Regions from separate parts of the Homo sapiens genome. Here regions 1 and 3 are each linked to region 2. A link is a contact called in ENCODE Hi-C or POLR2A ChIA-PET data. All regions are on one chromosome and are shown on one strand. The core of a region is the stretch at or near the end of the contact, and the rest is flanking DNA. Distances in the headings are between cores, read along the strand shown.

What was found. A loop is a pair of places that touch in the nucleus more often than their neighbours do. ChIA-PET counts read pairs that join two places held with the same protein, here RNA polymerase II (POLR2A). Pooled maps may share reads with other maps.
Region 1: a map of Calu3 shows a loop between it and region 2 (3-fold over the local background). The contact joins the promoter of CEACAM21 here to the enhancer-like site in region 2. A Hi-C loop is called at or near these places in 35 of 168 maps with a recorded cell type or tissue (Calu3, GM12878, GM23248 and 25 more), 1 of 37 single-sample maps with no recorded cell type and 12 of 50 pooled maps. POLR2A ChIA-PET finds 5 or more read pairs at or near these places in 7 of 52 experiments (CD4-positive, alpha-beta memory T cell, GM12878, H1 and 3 more).
Region 3: a pooled map shows a loop between it and region 2 (2.5-fold over the local background). The contact joins the promoter of TMEM91 here to the enhancer-like site in region 2. A Hi-C loop is called at or near these places in 3 of 50 pooled maps. POLR2A ChIA-PET finds 5 or more read pairs at or near these places in 4 of 52 experiments (A673, HEK293T, PC-9 and 1 more).

Annotation. Positions count from the first base shown.
Region 1 is chr19:41,574,716-41,577,415 of GRCh38, forward strand. It overlaps CEACAM21 (CEA cell adhesion molecule 21), which reads left to right and starts at 1,451. Exons shown (of 7, transcript NM_001098506.4): 1 at 1,451-1,623; 2 at 2,485-2,700. The coding sequence starts at 1,560.
Region 2 is chr19:41,462,159-41,464,858 of GRCh38, forward strand. The region is part of intron 2 of PCAT19 (prostate cancer associated transcript 19); the gene reads right to left. Among named protein-coding and RNA genes, the nearest start is that of ERICH4, 20 kb to the left of the region's middle. Within about 2 kb of position 1,418, at least 4 of the 41 ENCODE cell types and tissues checked have a DNase peak (open chromatin) inside an H3K27ac peak, as active enhancers do; they include GM12878, OCI-LY7 and spleen, where a contact is called at or near this core.
Region 3 is chr19:41,375,174-41,377,873 of GRCh38, forward strand. It overlaps TMEM91 (transmembrane protein 91), which reads left to right and starts at 1,360. Exons shown (of 4, transcript NM_001098821.2): 1 at 1,360-1,681. RefSeq lists a silencer at 1,476-1,605.

The sequences.
Region 1 (2,700 bases), core at 201-2,700, 110 kb after region 2:
ATGGAACCCTCGTATATTGCTGATGGGAATATAAAATAGCACAGCAAACTGGAAAACAGTTTGGCTGTTTCTCAAAAACTTAAACATAGAACTACCACATGACCCCATATTTATACTCCTATATGTACCCCCAAAGAAATGAACACAGAAACCCAAACAGATACTTCCAAGTGTAAGTTCATTGCAGCGGTTTTCACAATAGCAAAAATGTGGAAACCACCCACATGTCCATTAAGAGATGAATGAATTAAAATTGAGGTATAAACATATATTGGGATATTACTCAGCCATAAATAGGAAAGAAGCTGTAATATATGCTACGACGTGGATGAATCTTAAAAGTGTTACCCTAAGAGAAATAATCCAGAAAAAAATAATACACGTATATAATTCCTTATTATATGAGACATGTAAACTAGGCAAATTCACAGAGATTGATAGTATCAGAGGCTACCAGTGGGTGGGGCAGGGGGAAGTGGGGAGTTATTGATTAAAAGTATGAAGTTTCCATTTGGTATAATGAAGATTTTCTGGTAAAAAATTATGGTGATGGTTGTACAACATTGTGAATAGAATTAGTATCATTTAATTCTACACTTAAAATTGCTAATTCAGTACATTTATCTTATGTATTATACCATATCTAAAGAGATCTTTGGGAAACAAACACTCGCCCTGATCAGATAGTCCTCATACTCATGTACACACCCTTCCTGACCTTCTGTAAAAAGGGATACAAAGATTTAGGGACATGAGACAGTTCAGGCAACTGCAGATCCACAAAATATATGTATTTGCAAAGAGAATGAGAGTTAAGCTGGGGGCACAGACCCCAGACACGGAGAGGGTCCCCCTGAAACCTTCACCAAGGACAGCAGAACCCAGAGCCTCCCACCTCCTTCCATCAAAGTCCTCTCTTCCCAGGACACACAGGACACCTCCCTCCACACCTAGGAGCTGGGGATCCTCCCGAGACCTCCAGGCCTGGGTCTCTGTCCCTGGGTCAGAGGCCAGGCTGGTGACACTGAAGATAGCGGGTGGGTCCTTCCCAGCCATCACCCAGTGAGCCCCTTTCTAGCCCCCAGAGCCACCTCTGTCACTTTCCTGCTGGGCATCATTCTGCCTTCCTGGAGCACTGGAGAGCATGAGGAGACCCAGGGCCCAGCTGGTTTTGTGTGTCACAAAGGGAAATAATCTACCGGCTGTGACAGAACCAAGGCCAGAACACAGCAGAGGTCAGTACTGGGGAGAGTGGGTCGTCCTGTTATGAGGACCCCATCAGCGTTGCTTCTCAAAGTTTTGCCTAGGGAACCAAATATAGGCAAAAAGGAAGGAGAAAGGAGGGACAAGGGAGGCAGGACTGAGAGGGGAGGGGACAGAGAGACATTGTAGGCAGAGCCCCGCCCTTGCCCATAAACGGGAAGTGCTCCTGCCTGAGAGGAAGCTCAGCATAGAGGAAGGAAGGACAGCAGAGACAACAGTCACAGTAACCCTGTCTAGAGCGTTCCTGGAGCCCAAGCTCCTCTCCACAGAGGAGGACAGAGCAGGCAGCAGAGACCATGGGGCCCCCCTCAGCTTGTCCCCACAGAGAATGCATCCCCTGGCAGGGGCTCTTGCTCACAGGTGAGGGGAGGACTCCCTGGGAGTGGGTGGGAGGAGGGAGCACAGAGACTGGCTGGGGTCTCCTGGGGAGGATGGGGCTCTGAGAGGAGACAGAGGGCTTTTGTTAGAGACTCAGGGGAGAGAGCGTCTAAGGAGAACCAAAAAATCTAAGTGAACTGGAATTGCCAAGGGGCAAAACAATCTCAGTTGGTCCATGTTTTCAAGTTCATTGTCAGTGGCCACTACACTTTGAAAATGATAGTAAAACTATATCACAGTGACAATTTAAATAAAAACACCACCAGGGCATGAAACTCTGTCTTCATCTGCCAACCTCAGACATTAGCAAATAAACCCCAGGATATGGAAGGCCCTGGGAACGCTCATGAACTCATCCACAGGAGTCTGCAGCCTGTCCCAGGCACTGGGGTGCAACTAACATCACTCAAGTCCATGCCCTCACAGAGCTCACAATCTCATGGGGGGGAAGACAGACACCCAAAGAGATCTAGAATGTGAGGTCAGGTGCTGACAAGAGCCCTGGAGGGAACAGAGCTGGGAAAGGTCAGAAAGGGAAGACCCAGGGTCTCTAGAGGAGGCTTCACGAAAGAAGTCTCCCAGGGATTCCCTTGTGTGAGTAGGAACTGAAGGCAGTGGGGAGGGAACCATGCAGACCCCTGGGAAAGAGGGTTCACACAAGGAAATGCCAAGGTCAGAGGTACTGAAGGAATGAGGGTCATGCTGCTGACTTTGACCCAGTAGGACACACACACACACACACACCCTCTAAGGCTGAGGGGTGAAGAGACCTGCACCCAGGACCCCGTCTTTCCATGCCAATGCATAGGTCAAATATTGACTGATATTCTCTCCCTTTCCTAGCCTCACTTTTAACTTTCTGGAACGCACCCACCACTGCCTGGCTCTTTATTGCATCAGCGCCCTTTGAAGTTGCTGAAGGGGAGAATGTTCATCTCTCTGTGGTTTATCTGCCCGAGAATCTTTACAGCTATGGCTGGTACAAAGGGAAAACGGTGGAGCCCAACCAGCTAATCGCAGCATATGTAATAGACACTCACGTTAGGACTCCAGGGCCTG
Region 2 (2,700 bases), core at 168-2,667:
TAGGAACCATATCACAGGTGGGGTTCACAACCCCTGTGATATTGGGAGTAATATCATCTTCTTTTTTTCTGGATATTAGGAACAATGTCTATTGGGGGAACTAGCCCCCAATATTTCAAAGTAGGTTCTTTTCTATTTTCCTTAAGTGTCACCTGGTCTGAGAAATAAAGTGAAAGAGTACGAAAGAGAAATTTTACAGCTGAGCCTCCGGGGTGACATCACATATCGGCAGGTTCTGTGATGACCACCTGATCTGCAAAACCAGCAAGTTTTTATTAGGGACTTCAAAAGGGGAGGGGGATACGAATAGGGAGTGGGTCACAGAGATCACATGCTTCAAATGGCAATAAAAGATCACAAGGGCAGAAGGGCCTAGCAAGGTCACAAGGCCAGGGAGAAAATGGAATTACTATTGAGGTTCCATGTCCTGCTGTGCACGCATTGTCATTGATAAACATCTTAACAGGAAACGGGGTTCAAGAGCAGAGAACTGGTCTGACTAGAATTCGCCAGGCTGGAATTTCTAATCCTAGCAAGCCTGAGGGCACTGCAGGGGACCAGGGTGTATTTCATCCCTTATCTTCAACCACATAAGGGATACACCCCCAGAGCGGCCGTCCATAGGCCTCCCCTAGGAATGCGTTCCCTTCCCAGTGATATTTCTCCTACTCATTTTCTGCAATAAGAAAAATGTGACTCTGTTCTGCCCAGCCCCACAGGCAGTCAGACCTTATGCTTATCTCCCTTGTTCGCTGAACATCGCTCTTATCCTGTTCTTTTTCAGGGTGCCCAGATTTCATATTGTTCAAATACACATGTTTTATAAACAATTTGTGGAGTTAATGCAATCATCACAGGGTCCTGAGGCGACATACATCCTCAGCTCACAAAGATGATGAGATTAAGAGATTAAAGTAAAGACAGGCATAGGAAATTATAAAAGTATTGATTGGGGAAGTGATAAATGTCCATGAAATCTTCACAATTTATGTTCAGAGATTGCAGTAAAGGCAGGCATAAGAAATTATAAAAGTATTAATTTGGGGATAATATCCCTGTAATATCCCTGGATATTACAAACTTTACCACAAAGGGGTGTACACCCCCTGAGATATGGGGATAATTACACCTTCCCTCCCCCCTTGATTTTACGATCCATACTACAAGGGGGTGTACACTCCCTGCAATATGGGGAGTAATAGCACCTTTTCCCCTGCTGGATATTACGAACCACAGGGGGGTGTACACCCCCCTTGATATGGGGAGTCATAGTGTAGCAGGAGGAGTCGCGGACAAAACCCCACAGACACCGAGGTAGTGAAGGAAGTGGCTTTTAATCAGCTGGAAGCATCGAAAGACTAGCGTCTCAAAATCCGAGCTTGTTGAGTGCACAATTTCTGTCCTTTTTAAGGGCTCACAACACTAAAGATCTTACATGAAAGGGCCATGATTGATTGAGCAATCTAGTGGGTATGTGACAGGGGCTGCAGGCACCGGTAATCAGAGTGAAACAGCACAGAACAAGAAATTTCACAATGTCCTTCCATACAATGTCTGGAATCTATGGATAACATTGGTTGCTAGGTCATGGGTTGAATTTTAACTATCAGGCTAAGGTCAGGCAGGCCCAGGCCTGGTTTCGGGTCTGGTTTTGGGTCTGGTGCCTGGCGCCGGGCTGCCTGCTTTTGGTTTCACTTCCTTGTTTCTTCTTAAAACAGGTACTGAGTATAAAATAATATAGAACAATATGGGGGGTCTCTTTCTCTCTTCTTTTGATAGCATCCCCTCACCCCGGATATTACGAACCATACCATAGGGGGGTGTACGCCTCCTGCAAAATGGGGAATAATAGCACCCTCTCTTACCCTGGATATTTCGAACCATACCACAGGGAGGTGCACTCCCCCCACGATATGGGGAGTATGGGGGTAACAGTACCCTCAATCCCCTGGATATTACGAACCATACCACAGGGGAGTGTACATTTCCAGCGATATGAGGGGTAACAACACCCTCTCCGTTCCTGGAGAATACAAAACATACCACACAGGGGTGTACACACCCCGCGATATAGGGAGTCATAGCATCCTCTCTCCCCCTGGATATTAGGAACCGTACCGCAGCAGGGTGTACATGCCCCGCACTGTGGGGAGTAATAGCACCCTCTCCCTGCCTGGATATTATGAACCATACCACAGTGGGGTGTACACCCCTTGCAATATGGAAAGTAATAGCACCCTCTTTCCTTCTGGATATTAAGAACCATACCAAAGGGGGGTGTGCACTCCCTGCGATATTGAAAGTAATATTATCCTGTTCCCTTCTGGGTATTAGGAACAATATCACAAGGGAATGCACATGCCCTGCGGTATTTTGAGTAATATCATCCTCTCCCCTTCTGAATGTCAGGATCAATATCACAGGGAGGTGTACACCTTCTGCGATATTGGAAGTAATATCATCCTCTCCTTTTCTGGATATTAGGAACAATATCACAGAAGGTATGAACACCCCTGCTATATATCCAGTAATATCAGCCTCTCCCCTCCTGGATATTAAGGAGAATATCACGGGGGGGGGGGTGTAATATCATCCTCTTCCCTGCTGGATATTAGGAACAACATGACAGGGTGGGTGTACACTTCCTGGATAATGGGATTAATATCATCCTCTTTCTTCCTGGATATTAGGAACACTACC
Region 3 (2,700 bases), core at 110-2,609, 87 kb before region 2:
GCCACAGGAACACAGCCCGGGGTTACAATATGCTGGGCTTGGTACCAGCTGTTTACTGTGGCCAAGTGAGCATGCAAGTGAGCCCGTTTATTTTCTTTTCTTTTTTTTTTTTTTTTTTTTTTTTTGAGACGGAGTCTTGCTGTTTCCCAGGCTGGAGTGCAGTGGCGCGATCTCGGCTCACTGCAAGCTCCGCCTCCCGGGTCCACGCCATTCTCCTGCCTCAGCCTCCCAAGTAGCTGGGACTACAAGCGCCCGCCACCAAGCCCGGCTAATTTTTTGTATTTTTAGTAGAGACAGGGTTTCACCGTGTCAGCCAGGATGGTCTGGATCTCCTGACCTCGTGATCCGCCCGCCTCGGCCTCCCAAAGTGTTGGGATTACAGGCGTGAGCCACTGCGCCCGGCCCGTGAGCCCGTTTCTTTATCTGCAAAACAGGGATTAAAAACAAGCCAACACCCCTTCAGCACTCCTCCGCAAAAAAACACCCCAAAACAAAATAGGCCAGGCGCGGTGACTCACACCTGTAATCCCACCGCTTTGGGAGGCCGAGGCTGCAGTGAACCCAGGAGTCTGAGGCTGAAGCGAGCAATGATTGCGCCACTGCCTTCCAGCCTGGGCGATCAGAGCAAGACCCCGTCTTTTAAAAAATAATAATAAAAAAAAAATCTGCCGGGCGCGGTGGCTCACGCCTGTAATCCTAACACTTTGGGAGGCTGAGGCGGGCAGATCACCTGAGGTCAGGAGTTCAAGACCAACCTGACCAACACAGCGAAATCTCATCTACTAAAAATACAAAAATTAGCTGGGCGTGGTGGCTTGCCCCTGTAATCCCAGCTACTCGGGAGGCTGAGGCAGGAGAATCGCTTGAACCCGGGAAGCGGAGGTTGCGGTGAGCCGAGATCACTCCACTGCACTCTAGCCTGGGCGACAGAGCAAGACTCCGTCTCAAAAACAAAACAAAACAAACAAAAAAACCAAAGTAAAATAGCAGCGACAACAACAACAACAACAAGAAAAACCCGGAGCTGAGAGGAAGAATGAATGCGATGATGAATGTAAAGCGTTTAACACAGGGCTTGGGTACAGTCTGCCCTCAATGAACCAATGATGTACCCCTAGGCAATTTACCTAACCTCGGCTTGCCAGTTTCCTCCCGCGTGAAACAGGACAATAAACGATTATGCCTCTTAGGGTTGTGCTGAGGAATACATGTGTATGTAAGTTTATTTGCAAAGCACTTAGAACAGGGCGCACGGTCCTTGTTGCTGTTATTATTATTGGCTATTATTGCGCAAAGGGGAAGGGAGGCGGGGCCAAGCCAGGAAGGCCCTGGAGAATCCGGGGTGCCCCCTCCTCCGGCAGAGCTTGGGCCTGGGCTCACGAGGAAGGGGCTGCAGTTCTCCAAGGATTCCCGCCTGCTCCCAGACCCCCGGGAGTCGTAGGAACCCGTTCCTGGACGCTGACGTCGGCTTTCAGGGATCCCTCGCCGGACGCCGCGGAGGGACAGAGCCTGGGAAGCCGTCGCCCCGCCCCGTCCCCGCCCCCGCGCGCAGCGGGCCCGGGGCGCTGAGACCCGCGTAGAGCAAAGCGCAAGGTCCCAGCGCCCCTTGGATCCTCGGTGGCAGGGTCCGGGCAAGTGTCATTGCGAGGGTTCAGGAAGCCCCGGCCTGTGATCGTGAGCGGTGAGTGAGGGACGTAGGTGGGTGGGGGTCACAGTCCCTTCCCTGGGTCCTGGAGTTGGGGATGAGAGGGCAAAGCTTTGGCGAGGAAATCGGCTCAGTCAAGGTTTGGAATGAGCAGGCAGGAGGCTTGGGGACCTTCCAGGGGGATCGTAGGACGAGAAGAAGAATATTCTTTCTGGTTGTGTTGCGTGTGTACGTGTATGTGTGTGCTGGGGTTGAGGGTGTTTATGGGGGCGAGGTGTGCAAAGGATTCTGGAGAGCTGGTGCATGTGTGGGAGTTGTGTGGAGTCATAGGTGTGTGGGTGGAGTAGGGCAGGGGTGCCTGGGCCTGATGAGTGGGGCAGGCATGCCAGAGGTCATGAGAATAGGAGAGAGTGCCGGGGTGCATGTGTGCGTGTGTGCACAGGTGTCTGTGGTTTGTGATGCAGTGGGGAGTAGGGTTGTGCACGGAGTCAATTGGGATAAATGTGTAAGAAGGTTGGGGACCTGAAAGGGGTGTTTTCTGGGAGCTGATGTTTTGGGGCAAATATTCAAGGAGTCCTTTGGGAGATGAATGTGTGGAGGTGGAGGCTGGGCTTGCCTAGATGGGGCTGTGTGGCAGGGGACTTCGGGGGGCAGGTCTAGGGGACAGAGGATGGGGAATGTAGACTAGAGTGCAGTTCCAGGCAGCACTGGGGGTAGGGGATGGGTGTGTGTGTGACTGGGAGGGGTGCCTGGGCCTGGATAGGTGGTCACGCGGTATGAACCTGGGATGGATATTGGGGGTGTTTGTGGGGCAGGTAAGTGTGTAAGGCATGGTGCAACAGGTGCTGCAACTTATTGGGGTAAGTGTGATGGGTATGTGGCTTTTGCCTGAGAGAAATGCCCAGAATTTGGCTGGGTGCGGTGGCTCACGCCTGTAATCCCAGCACTTTGGGAGGCCAAGGCTGGTGGATCCCCTAAGGTCAGGAGTTCGGGACCAGCCTGGTTAACACAGTGAAACCCTATCTTTACTAAAAATACAAAAAAAAAAATTAGCC